Regions from separate parts of the Homo sapiens genome. Here regions 1, 2 and 3 are each linked to region 4. Evidence: chromatin contacts called from ENCODE Hi-C or POLR2A ChIA-PET data. All regions are on one chromosome and are shown on one strand. The core of a region is the stretch at or near the end of the contact, and the rest is flanking DNA. Distances in the headings are between cores, read along the strand shown. Region 1 has its middle 37 kb from the start of TFB1M. Region 2 holds the start of MTHFD1L (methylenetetrahydrofolate dehydrogenase (NADP+ dependent) 1 like). Region 3 overlaps TIAM2 (TIAM Rac1 associated GEF 2). Region 4 holds the start of FBXO5 (F-box protein 5).

Region 1 (2,700 bases), core at 20-2,519, 2.4 Mb after region 4:
GCATGGGTTCCTGGGGTCACACATTCACTCACCACCTCCCTGGGTAGAGGAGGTTCCCCTGGCTCTGTGTTACTCCTGGGTGGGCTATCAACCTGCCTTGCTTTTCTCGATTCTCTGTGGGTTGAATTGTTTCTTTGATTAGACCCAATGCATTTACCTGGATGTATCAGTTGAAAATGCTGTATTTATGCACCCCTTCCATTCCTTTCTGTGAGAGCAGTGCACACTAGCTACTTCTAGTTGGCCATTTTCTCAGGTATTTCCTATATTCTCTTAAACCTTTCAGTCCTTCAACGCGCAGTCTCCCTCCTGCCTCAGGGCCTTGGCACATACTTTATTTTTCCTTGCCTGCAACGTTCTCATCTCTCTCTTGATCCCCCTCTCTGAACTTCCTCTAAGTTAATGTCTATTTATTAAAATCTCAGCTCAATCATTGCTTCTTTATTGACCCACAACCCCCCCAATCCCACAACTCTATCAGGTTCCCCCTTTTTATCTTTCCAGGTAGCAACTTCTACTTTTCCTTCTTATCAGTCATCATGATTTGTAATTGCTTACTTTTTAATGATTATTTAATCAATATTTCTCTCCTTTTGTTTACAAATTTTCTAGCACCTGGCCCAGTGAAGAACACTCAATAAATATAATTAAAGAAATATGTAAGAGAAGATAGAATTTTTATTGCACATTAACAAAAGAAATGAAAGAATCCACCTTTTTGAAAATTTAAAAATAAACCAAAATTTCTTATAGGCTGAGACATTGATCCATATAATTTGGTATAAACTTTGTTTGCTGATGAAGAGAGGGAAGTGGGGAGATGGGATGTAACTAATCTAGCAGCAATGAAAAAACAAAATTTTTCTGGTGAAATAAGTAATGGTTTTCTGGTTGAATAATTCTACACACAGAAAATGATTGATTAGAGTTTCCTGCAAGCCTGGGCTATGCAAATATAGCAGGTGTCTATGTATATGCAAGGCTTGAACACAGTCTTCAGTTACTTTTTTGGGAAAGCTGCCCCAGTTTAGTTTTGAGTCATATTTCTACATCTGTCACTATGTTCTAATCATTACCCAAACAGGTATCAGACATGACCACGTAGGCAAAATAAATAAATAAATAATAAAATTTAAAAAACCCAATTTTGGCTTTAAAGTGTCTCAGCATGGATAATGTGGATGAATGGATACATGTTCTAATCTACTTATATCTACTTATTTCTGTTTCAATTTTAAAAAGTGATAGAGCACTCATGAAGGCATAAGTATTGCCTAACAAGTTAACTGGAGCCTCAGTTAATATGTGCTACATTAGCTGAATGAATGAGTGAATGACTAAAATTTGACAGAAAAAAGATTGTGAGATCTGTGGGATTCTTTCCTTTCCTTTTCTTTTTCTTTCTTTCTTTCTTTTTCTTTTTCTTTTTTTTTTTGAGATGGAGTTTCACTCTTGTTGCCCAGGTTGGAGTGCAATGGCGTGATCTCGGCTCACCACAACCTCCGCCTCCTGGGCTCAAGTCATTCTCCTGCCTCAGCCTCCTAAGTAGCTGAGATTATAGTCATGCACCACCACGCCCAGCTAATTTTGTATTTTTAATAGAGATGGGGTTTCTCCATGTTGGTCAGGCTGGTCTTGAACTCCCGACCTCAGGTTATCTGCCTGCCTCGGCCTCTCAGAGTGCTGGTATTATAGGCATGAGACACCGCACCCAGCCAGATCTGTGGGATTCTTCACTTGATCTTGTGGCGATCTGAGATAACCAAAATCTATTTTGAGAATTAACTCTTCACTTAAGAGCTTCTAGTACAAACTACATGGTTCCTTTGGCAAGTACTTTTTATGTGGCACTAAAGATGCCCTAAGGAGCTTTAGAAAAATCAATGAGAAAGATCCACTTGGTTCCAGAAAGTGTTTTACATTTCAGGAAGGTCAGTGAATCAGTGTTTCTGGTTCATTTCAGCCTAACTGCATTCTATTTGAAGTAGTTTTTTAAATGGTCATCTCCTGATCACTTTTTCTTTTAGGTCTCATTAAGCTTAAAGGGCTTCACCTCAAAGGGACCCTGATCACTAAAAAGTTATTTCTGGATGGAGTGATGTTAGCCAGTTAGAGGATTGGGGGTCACTTGCTCTTATCTTCCCTCAGTAAGAATCCCATCCACAGAAAAAAGTCTCCTTCTGGGTCTCTGAGATTCAGGTAGAAGGCTGTGAAACCTGGTGGAGCCCAAGACCTAGGATAGTGGTTTTGAGAGTGCAGACCTGCACCTAGGTGTCAGACTGGCTGACTGTGCTTCTGAGTTCAAACCTCAAACCAGCCCCATTCCCTAAAGGCTTGCCTTGAACCTACAAACAAAACAATTTTCCAAAGGGTCCAGGAGGAATCATGCACACTATTGCCTCAGCAGAAAGGCTCATCTGCTTGCTGACATCAGTTTCAGTAGTAGACTTGAAAGTTATCCTGCAACTTGGCTCTAGTCCCTTTCAGCTGTGTTCCCAGCTTAGTATTGCTCACACAGGATGCAGAGGGAGACTCACCCATTTGAGTTACTGAGACAGACTTACTGGCCTCTGTCTTCACAGATTTTGAAGGGGCCCAGTCTTGGTGCTAGTACTTCTCTGCCCCAGCCTGGGAGATATTCTTTCCACACAGGGAACTGTTGGGATATTTACCTGTCCAAGCCTTTGTGACAGGTTTTTA
Region 2 (2,746 bases), core at 8-2,507, 2.1 Mb before region 4:
TGTGGATTTTCTCTGTCTTCTGGTGTCCTGTCACATCCCAAAGCCGTGCAGTGCACTTTAGGTAAATTGGTGCATCTACACGATCCGAGTGTGAGTGTGGGTGTGTGTGAGCACACCCTGTGAGGTGCCCTGAGTTGGAATAAGCCGGTAAAAATGATCTCACTTTTATTAATCTTTATTTTTCTCTAAGCGAGAGGGATAGGGGGTGTTTAAAAAAAACTTTTTCTTTGAGACAGAGCTGTGCTCTGTCGCCCAGGCTAGAGTACAGTGACATGATCTCGGCTCACTGCAACCTCTGGCTCCTGGGTTCAAGCGATTCTCCTGCCTCAGCCTCCCGAGTAGCTGAGAATACAGGCACGCGCCACCACACCCAGCCAATTTTCTGTATTTTTAGTAGAGATGGGGTTTCGCCATGTTGGCCAAGCTGGTCTTGAACTTCTGGCCTCACGTGATCTGCCCACCTCAGCCTCCCAAAGTGTTGGGATTATAGGCGTGAGCTAAAAATCTTCCTTAAATATATGCATGGCTCACACTTATTTCAATGTTTAATATTAGAAGTGTTTTGGTCTTTATTTCGAAGTTTAGGGGCGATTTTGTGACCACAGATATGTTGTAGGAACTTCACTCATATCAATTAGCCTGTGGTCAAACTGTTTTCCTTACAGTCATTTGGCTTAAAGTTTCAGTTTCCAAGAACCCCTCCACGATGTTAGGTGAGGACTTAGGGAATGTGGAGATGACCTAAAGTTTATGATGGGAAGATGTGTGTAGGTGATATGCAAACACTTTTTTTTTTTTTTTTTTTTACCAAGGACTTGAGCATTTGTGGACGTGGGTCCCCTGGAGGGGCCCTGGAACCAATCAGGACTATAAAATCCTTTTAAGGTTTTAAGAAGAGCATTGTTATCTCTGTGGTACTGACGAAGACCCCGCAAGCTCACCGAGATTAAGTGCCCCTGCCTAAGGTTACAAAGCCTCTTATCCTCAGGCCACCTCCAGTACAGCAAATCCAAGCCCTCCCGTCTAAACTTGGCGCCCTGAGTACCAAGGGTCACCTCGGCCTTTCAGGCTGAAGGGAGGGAGGCTGAGTCTCAGGGCAGAGTCTGAGTCCCACTCCGCACCCCACCCTCTGTCTGGTACAGCTTACCAAACCAAAGTGCCCAAAGCCGTGACATCCCGGCCGGCGGCTCGCAGGCCCCCGCCCTCCGCACGTCACGGCCGCCGGGTGCAGTGCCCCCTAGGGGCCCCTGGGACGAGGAGGAAGCGCCAGGTCCTTCCCGCCGCCGCCGCCGCCGCCGCCGCCTGCTCCCCTGGCACGCGCCCCGCCGCCCTCGGCAGCCGCAGCTCCGTGTCCCCTGAGAACCAGCCGTCCCGCGCCATGGGCACGCGTCTGCCGCTCGTCCTGCGCCAGCTCCGCCGCCCGCCCCAGCCCCCGGGCCCTCCGCGCCGCCTCCGTGTGCCCTGTCGCGCTAGCAGCGGCGGCGGCGGAGGCGGCGGCGGTGGCCGGGAGGGCCTGCTTGGACAGCGGCGGCCGCAGGATGGCCAGGCCCGGAGCAGCTGCAGCCCCGGCGGCCGAACGCCCGCGGCGCGGGACTCCATCGTCAGGTGAGTGTCGGGTCTGGCCCTGGCCCAGGTCTCCAGCGGCTGTGGCCCCGACCCAGGGGCGGAGCGCCCGGGACCGCCGTGGGGAGCGGGGCGCGGGGCTGCGAGTGTTTGGTGCCAACTCATTAGGGGGGCCGGGCGGTGTGTCGGGAAACGCGGGCTTGGGCACTGCGGCCGGGAGCGCTGGCGGAGAACGGGGGATCCAGTACCCGACCGGGCCCGCAGCGCAGGTGGGCGTGGGCATCTCCAATGGGCGCCTAGCGGCATGGACCGCACGCCCGGCTCCACGTGCGCAGCCGGCCGCCGGCTCTGATGCAATCGCGCCGGGCGCGACCCAGACGGTAAAGGGGCGGTGCGGCTGGGGCGGAAACCAGGGGAGGGGGCGAGGAGCAGGAGGAGGGCGGGGCTGCGGCTCGGCGCGCCGGCTGGCCCGGGGTTCGGGAAGGGCAAGCGGAGCTCGGGAGAGGCGGGCTCGGGCCCAGCGCCGCCCGCGCGAAGCTCCCTGGTGTTGTGCGCCCTTCCCCGCGCGCGGCCCCTCCTGCTGGGCTGGGGTCTGTGGCTGACGTCCGCTTTTCCCGGAACGGCAAAGGTGGAGCCGGGCCCCCGGGACAGCCGCCGGGGGGAATCCGAGAGGTCTCAGCGCTGGTTTCCAGCTTCGCCGCGCAGCGCCCACGGAGTCCCCGCGCAGCTGGGTTTGCAGGGTTTTCTGCGGGCCCAGAGCGAACTGGGAGCCCCGGGCCCGGCCTTTCCCGTCCCGGTCCCCGCCCCTGGGCTCCAGCCTTCCCCGCCCTCGCCCAGAGGGGCGCACGGGTCTCGGGCCTTGCAGGGCGAGCCCTTCGGGACAACTTGGGGGTGGCAAGAAAGCCCCTTCCGCCTCCCTCGGAACTGGGATTAGGAACGAGTTCCAGGATGCGGTTTCCCCGGCCAGCGGACCACCTCCTCCATTCACATCCTCTTCCCTTTCCTTCTAGCCTTCTTTCTTAGTCATTGCCTGCTTGCCTTTCTCTCTGCCTTTCCTTCCTCCCTCTGCTCTCCCATTTTCCTCCCCACTCCCCTTCTCCCATCTCAGTAAAATACGTTTCCTAGGCTCTTTATTATGTGGCGGATGATTTTAAGGGGCCATTTATTTAGTTTTTCTTGTTCT
Region 3 (2,701 bases), core at 65-2,564, 2.2 Mb after region 4:
AGAGATGGGGTTTCACTATGTTGGCCAGGCTGGTCTTGAACTCCTGACGTCGCGATCCACCCACCTCAGTCTCCCAAAGTGCCGAGATTACAGGCGTGAGCCACTGCACCCAGCCAGTTCTTACTCTGCACTTACCATCTCTTACTGTTAGCCACTCTGTCAAGTGCGTATGTCATGGCTCCCAGGAAAGCTTGTAATCGATATAGTTTATATATGCCCTATTTCTATTAGATGTAGTCATTTAATGGCTGAGGATGACTGATTTGTAATAAAGGCCCATAATTTTAGGGTCCTATCTCTTCCAGCATTATATAACAATGTAAAATTCTTACTTTGAAAGTTAAGAGGCCTGGCATGGTGGCTCGTGCCTGTAATCCCAGAATTTTGGGAGGCTGAGTCAGGTGGATCATTTGAGACTAGCCTGGGCAACATGGTGAAACCCTGTCTCTATCAAAAATGCAAAAAATTATCCGAGTGTAGTGGCTTGCTCCTCGGAGGCTGAGGTGGGAGGATTGCTTGAGCCTGGGAGGCAGAGGTTGCAGTGAGCCAAGATCGCACCACTGCACTCTGACCTGGGTGGCAGAGTAAGACCCCATCCCTGAAAAAAGAAAGTTATGAAACTATAGCATCAGTACACTTCCTATTAACAGAGTTTATGTTGGACTTTGAAAATAAATTTTGCTGATGTAGCCACTTACAGTGAGAATTTAAGCTTAGTGCTTAAGATGGGCTCAAATCAACAGGTCCCATCGATGCTCTAAGGAGTGAGAAGAAACTATGATTTCTGCATTTGTTTTACTCCTATTTGTTTTAGCTAAGCATTACTTGTGATGTAGGGATACTGAAGAAATTCCTTTCATTTATAGGACAATTTTAATGCAGCCTCTGTAATTTCTGTGCTATCGTACCCAGATAACTAGATTCAGATAGAATGGCAGATAGAACTAAGGGTGTAATTTGTTTTTTTATATCTCTGGGACTTAAAATTCTGCCTGAGCTGGCTAAATAATTAATATTTCATTTTGCTACTTTTCATCTGCTAATCATTCTTGGAGAATACTTGTAACCTGCACAAACCTATTTTTATACAATAAGTACATTACGCCCATTTCTATAACACAGAAAGGCTGTTGTGAGGGAGGGGCCGTGTGCATTTTAAACTATTTCACTCTAATTGATGCATCATATAACAGCCCAACAGTGAGTCACCCTAATTCAAAATCTGTTAAGTCTGGAATAAAGCCAGTCTTACTTGAACATTTTTTTAGAGGACACTTTGGCTTGCCAAAAATGAAAGCTTTTCATAACGAACGTCTGGATGAGTAATAGTGAGTCTTACACGGCCTTTGAAGGGAGGTGTTTGTCATGGAGATTGTGACAACAAAGTCCCCACTAAGGCTCAGATGGCGGCAACCCCAGAAGCTTCATTGCAGAAATTGTGACAGCCCCTGGGCCTTGGCCCCTTCTTCTGGAAAATTGGCTTGGGGTATTCCAACTTTCTGTGGCAGTGAGTGAATGCAGTATTGTCATCTTAGTCATGAGCTGTAAACTGAAAAAAAAACCTAAAAAACCCCAAAAAACCCCAAAACCAAAACAAACCCCCTAATATTGTTTTCTTAAATGGAAAATATGAATGAAACAGCTTACTCTTCACCACAGTATGGTAATCTGTTTAGAGAGAATATTAATACACAACCCTACATAGCATATATATATGCATACAGCTAGCGAGCTAGCTAGATCCATCTTTGTTTTTCTTTCATATCAACCGATGTGTGGGCCTCAGTCCAAGAAGGAAATAAACACTTTCTCTTCTATGACATTTTACTGTTGTTAAGAAAACTGGGAGCGTGCAACTCCCTTTTGTGTTTTCTCCTCATCTCCCTTGCAAATAGACTTTCCTTTTATCAGCCACTGTGGTGGTTTGGGCCCATTTGTGACAGCCAGATTGTGATTTTGCTACTCACTTCCCTTCAGTGATCCAAGTAGTAATTACAAGCCATTTGATCCAAAAGCATCTGCTGTGAGAACACACGGAGTTTCAATTTTTTCTCCTTGCTGCATACTGAGCATAAGTAATTTGACATGTGGTTTCAGGACCATTGATGTAATAATAATAATAATAAATACTTCTGTGGAATGCCCTCCAAGGAGAGCTAAAGTGATTTGCAGACGTTCACTAGTCAGTCTGGAGTGACTGTGGCTGCAGCCCAGTGATGTTCCCGTGTCGTGATGGCCAGTTGGAGCTGACTGCAAGGTGATCTGAGCAGCAGTGGCCAGAACAGTGGCCCAGGGCTTTGGAACAAAGGATGATTCTCAGGAAGTTCTTTATAGTGGCCATCGCTGAAATGCAGTAGCTACTCCCAGTACAGTATAATGCCCTGATCCAGCCTCAGCTTCCAAAAAAAATCTTTACAATTTATGTCTTTCAAATGCAATTCCTCCCATCAGTCTCCTAACCACCCCACGAGGCTGGCGTTTTTAACCTCTTTTGAAGGTGAAGGAACAGAAGTGCAGAGGCACTAGATAACAGCCCCTAACAAGGCTGAGATTTGACCTGGATTGCCTTGCTATTATTGTATTTTTTCTGTCTCCATTTGCATTCTCAGGACCAGGAAACCTTGAAGAGGCTAGTTGGAAATATATATATATATATATATATATATATATATATATATATATATATTTTTTTTTTTTTTTT
Region 4 (2,700 bases), core at 78-2,577:
TGACGATCCAGGATCTTCTAGAAATATATTTAATCTATTAAAATTAAAATTAAGTATTTTTTTCTAGAGTTCTTTTTTAATAATAGAGTCATTACAAAATAGTACAATGCCGAATTGCTAAATTTTTTCATTTTGGGTTATTTCTCAGGTAAAAATAAGTGCATATAGATTTTATTTAGAGGTAGCAACAAAGAGGATAAAAATAAGCATTTGAGTGCATTCCATTCTCTGCAAGCTTTGAAATAAAGGACTATCTAATTCTTCATGAGTTATCGGGAAAAAGTCACCAATTCTTCGATTCTTACAAAATCATCTTAATACTATGGACAAATTCAAGGTTCGTAGTAAAAATTGCTTTTTTTAAAGTCTTCCCTTTCCACTCCAGGCCCTGAGACTGGGTTAACGGGCAAAGGGAGAAAAAATTGGGAAAAAGTAACGTTTTTGTTTGGATGTCCCAGTTGAGTTTGGTCCAATGAGTTGGGGGGGTGTCTCTCCATTTGGCGGGAGTGGGGAGGGAGACCCTGGAACTCCTGAGGGATCGGTGGGGCTGCCCCTCAGGGCGCGGGACACGCGGAGGAGGCGGGAGATAACCGCGAGCGCGATCTCCCGCGCCCGCCAGCAAGGCTGGGACCGCGAAAAATCGGGGAAACTGCCTTTGGCTGTGAGGGTGCGGGGCAGATGTAGAAAAGGGGCGCAGGGGGAGAAGGTGAGGCACCTGGCCAGGCCCTGGGGGCTTCTCGCTCGCAGCCCTGTCACCGCCGGGGGCCCCGGGGTGGGGGAGGGGAGGGGCATTTGGCGCCTATTCAAGCAGGGTGGGGTAGGTGGGTCTTCCGAGGAGGAAAAAGGGCGCCCTGGGATGCCACGACCCGCACCTCCCGGGGCTGGAGTCCACGGTCGGCGTGGGTGGCGGGACCCCGCGGCCCGCCATCCCGCCCCTGCACATCTGGCTCTTCTGGCTTCCCCCCGACACCCAGCCGCCCTCCTCCCGGACCCAGGAACCGCTGCCGCCGCCCGAGGCCGGGCGTGTGGCATGGCCGCGCGTCCAGGCTCCGAGGGACGTCGGGTCAGGGTCTCAGGCTGCGACCCTCCCCGTGCACCCCTCCTGGCGTGCGCGCCCCCCTCGCGACCGCTCCCCTCACTCACTATCCGAGGGTCGAGGGCGCCCGGCGGCTGTCACTGCGCTGGGGCTGGCGCTGCAGGAGCAGCGGGGTGGCCGTAGGGCGCAGCTGCAGGGGCGCCGGCTCATGCCAGCCGACGTGGAGTCTGCCTCAGGTGGAGGAACCGCTCCGGGGGCAGCTGAGCAACCTGCCTGCTTCACAGACCTGTATCTCTTAAAAGGCGCCAGCTGGTACTTTTAAAATCTTTGAATTTGGTGCCTAAATCCGCGCGGTCCAATGAGACGCGTCGCTTGCATGCGCGCACCAATAGGAGGGCAGTGGGTGGGGGCGCCCTCGTCCGCGCCCAATTGGAGGCTGCCGAGGCGGGGCCGAGCCGCGAAGCCCAGCCCCCTTCCAGCTTACCGGCTCCCCACGTCCGGAAAGATGCTACGGCCGGGGGCGGGACCTCCGAGCACGGGGAGGCCGCGGCCCGGCCACACGTGTGGAGGGTCTATCACGCATGCGTGCGCCCGCCAAGATTCCTTCCGCCGTCTTCTGGACCGGCCTCCTGCAAGTCCTAATCTCAGCCCAAATTCAGCGCTGGCTTCCATCTGGAGATCTTTGATGGGTACAAATGGTAGCCGACTTTCTTCGATCATCTCTCGAACGGGAGTTCGGTGAGCAGCAACTCGGCTCGTCCGGGAATCCAGACTTTCCGGAAGACGGACCCTCCCCCCAGTCCAGCTTAGCCCGCCTCTCTAGGATTTACGCGCGCGCTCTGCTCTCCCTCCTAACTCGACCCTCCCCTTGACCCACGCCTCTGCGCAGGCGCCTTGGCGGGCTGTGGCTGCGGAGTTGGCGGGTCGGCGCCTGCGCACTGGAGTCCCCCGCGATTTTTTCCTCCGGGGTGGGCGAGGAGGCTGTGCGGCCTTCCCCAGCGGCTGTAGCAGGAGACCTGCGGCTGCATCTCCCAGGGCCTTCCGGCGGGGCCGAGGGTAGGACCGAGGCACTTCTTCCTTGCAAGCGCGTTTATTTGTATTTTCAACCACACTTCAGACGCTACTGGTTTATAGGAACGTTAAGTTTACTGAGTGTGCAGCTACGCTCCCCTGGGTTTTTGTTCCTTTCCTTAAAGGGCCAGGTGTAGGAGACAGTAGTCCTGCTCCCAAAAAAAGAATAAATAGAAGTGCCCGCCCTCTTGGGCTGGACCCCCGTGGCCAAGGGAGTTTTTAGTGATGGCTGGCATGGACGTCAGTATGAAAGTGTACCGGAGTATTAGTGATGCTTAACTTTTCACAATTTGAATATGCACTTAAGTAGGGCAGTGCATTCCCTGAACTCAGCTTTATGGCTACAGCCCAGTGAAGCAACGGGATGTGAACTCCAAAACGGCGAATCCTCCTTTGCTGTTTCCCTCTGGTGCCTTTCTGCAGCCTCGGAGTGAGTTCTTGGCTGTAGTCAGTTTTCAGTACCGTTAGTGACGAGTCCGGTGGGGCGCGGCCAGGATTAGGATGAATCATACAAGTGCTGGGTGGATCCTGTCTTTACCTAAAATTTTGATAATTAGTTGTGGGGCGCGGCCAGGATTAGGATGAATCATACA

What was found. Hi-C counts contacts between places; a loop is a spot of excess contacts on that map. ChIA-PET counts read pairs that join two places held with the same protein, here RNA polymerase II (POLR2A). Pooled maps may share reads with other maps.
Region 1: a map with no recorded cell type shows a loop between it and region 4 (10-fold over the local background). The contact joins the enhancer-like site here to the promoter of FBXO5 in region 4. A Hi-C loop is called at or near these places in 2 of 37 single-sample maps with no recorded cell type and 3 of 50 pooled maps.
Region 2: a pooled map shows a loop between it and region 4 (24-fold over the local background). The contact joins the promoter of MTHFD1L here to the promoter of FBXO5 in region 4. A Hi-C loop is called at or near these places in 1 of 168 maps with a recorded cell type or tissue (naive thymus-derived CD4-positive, alpha-beta T cell), 3 of 37 single-sample maps with no recorded cell type and 8 of 50 pooled maps. POLR2A ChIA-PET finds 5 or more read pairs at or near these places in 1 of 52 experiments (T-cell).
Region 3: a pooled map shows a loop between it and region 4 (10-fold over the local background). The contact joins the enhancer-like site here to the promoter of FBXO5 in region 4. A Hi-C loop is called at or near these places in 4 of 37 single-sample maps with no recorded cell type and 9 of 50 pooled maps.

What each region holds. Positions count from the first base shown.
Region 1 is chr6:155,350,530-155,353,229 of GRCh38, forward strand. No RefSeq gene overlaps it. Among named protein-coding and RNA genes, the nearest start is that of TFB1M, 37 kb to the left of the region's middle. Within about 2 kb of position 1,270, at least 2 of the 41 ENCODE cell types and tissues checked have a DNase peak (open chromatin) inside an H3K27ac peak, as active enhancers do.
Region 2 is chr6:150,864,445-150,867,190 of GRCh38, forward strand. MTHFD1L (methylenetetrahydrofolate dehydrogenase (NADP+ dependent) 1 like) reads left to right here and starts at 1,258. Exons shown (of 28, transcript NM_015440.5): 1 at 1,258-1,605. The coding sequence starts at 1,379. RefSeq lists silencers at 1,100-1,329, 1,390-1,799, 1,960-2,159, 2,280-2,429.
Region 3 is chr6:155,170,002-155,172,702 of GRCh38, forward strand. All of the region lies in intron 9 of TIAM2 (TIAM Rac1 associated GEF 2), which reads left to right. Among named protein-coding and RNA genes, the nearest start is that of CLDN20, 93 kb to the right of the region's middle. RefSeq lists enhancers at 1,246-1,305, 1,346-1,765, 1,796-1,855. Within about 2 kb of position 1,315, at least 18 of the 41 ENCODE cell types and tissues checked have a DNase peak (open chromatin) inside an H3K27ac peak, as active enhancers do.
Region 4 is chr6:152,981,714-152,984,413 of GRCh38, forward strand. FBXO5 (F-box protein 5) reads right to left here and starts at 1,328. Exons shown (of 5, transcript NM_012177.5): 1 at 1,144-1,328. The coding sequence starts at 1,246. RefSeq lists silencers at 762-831, 1,312-1,631 and enhancers at 1,662-1,881, 2,172-2,291.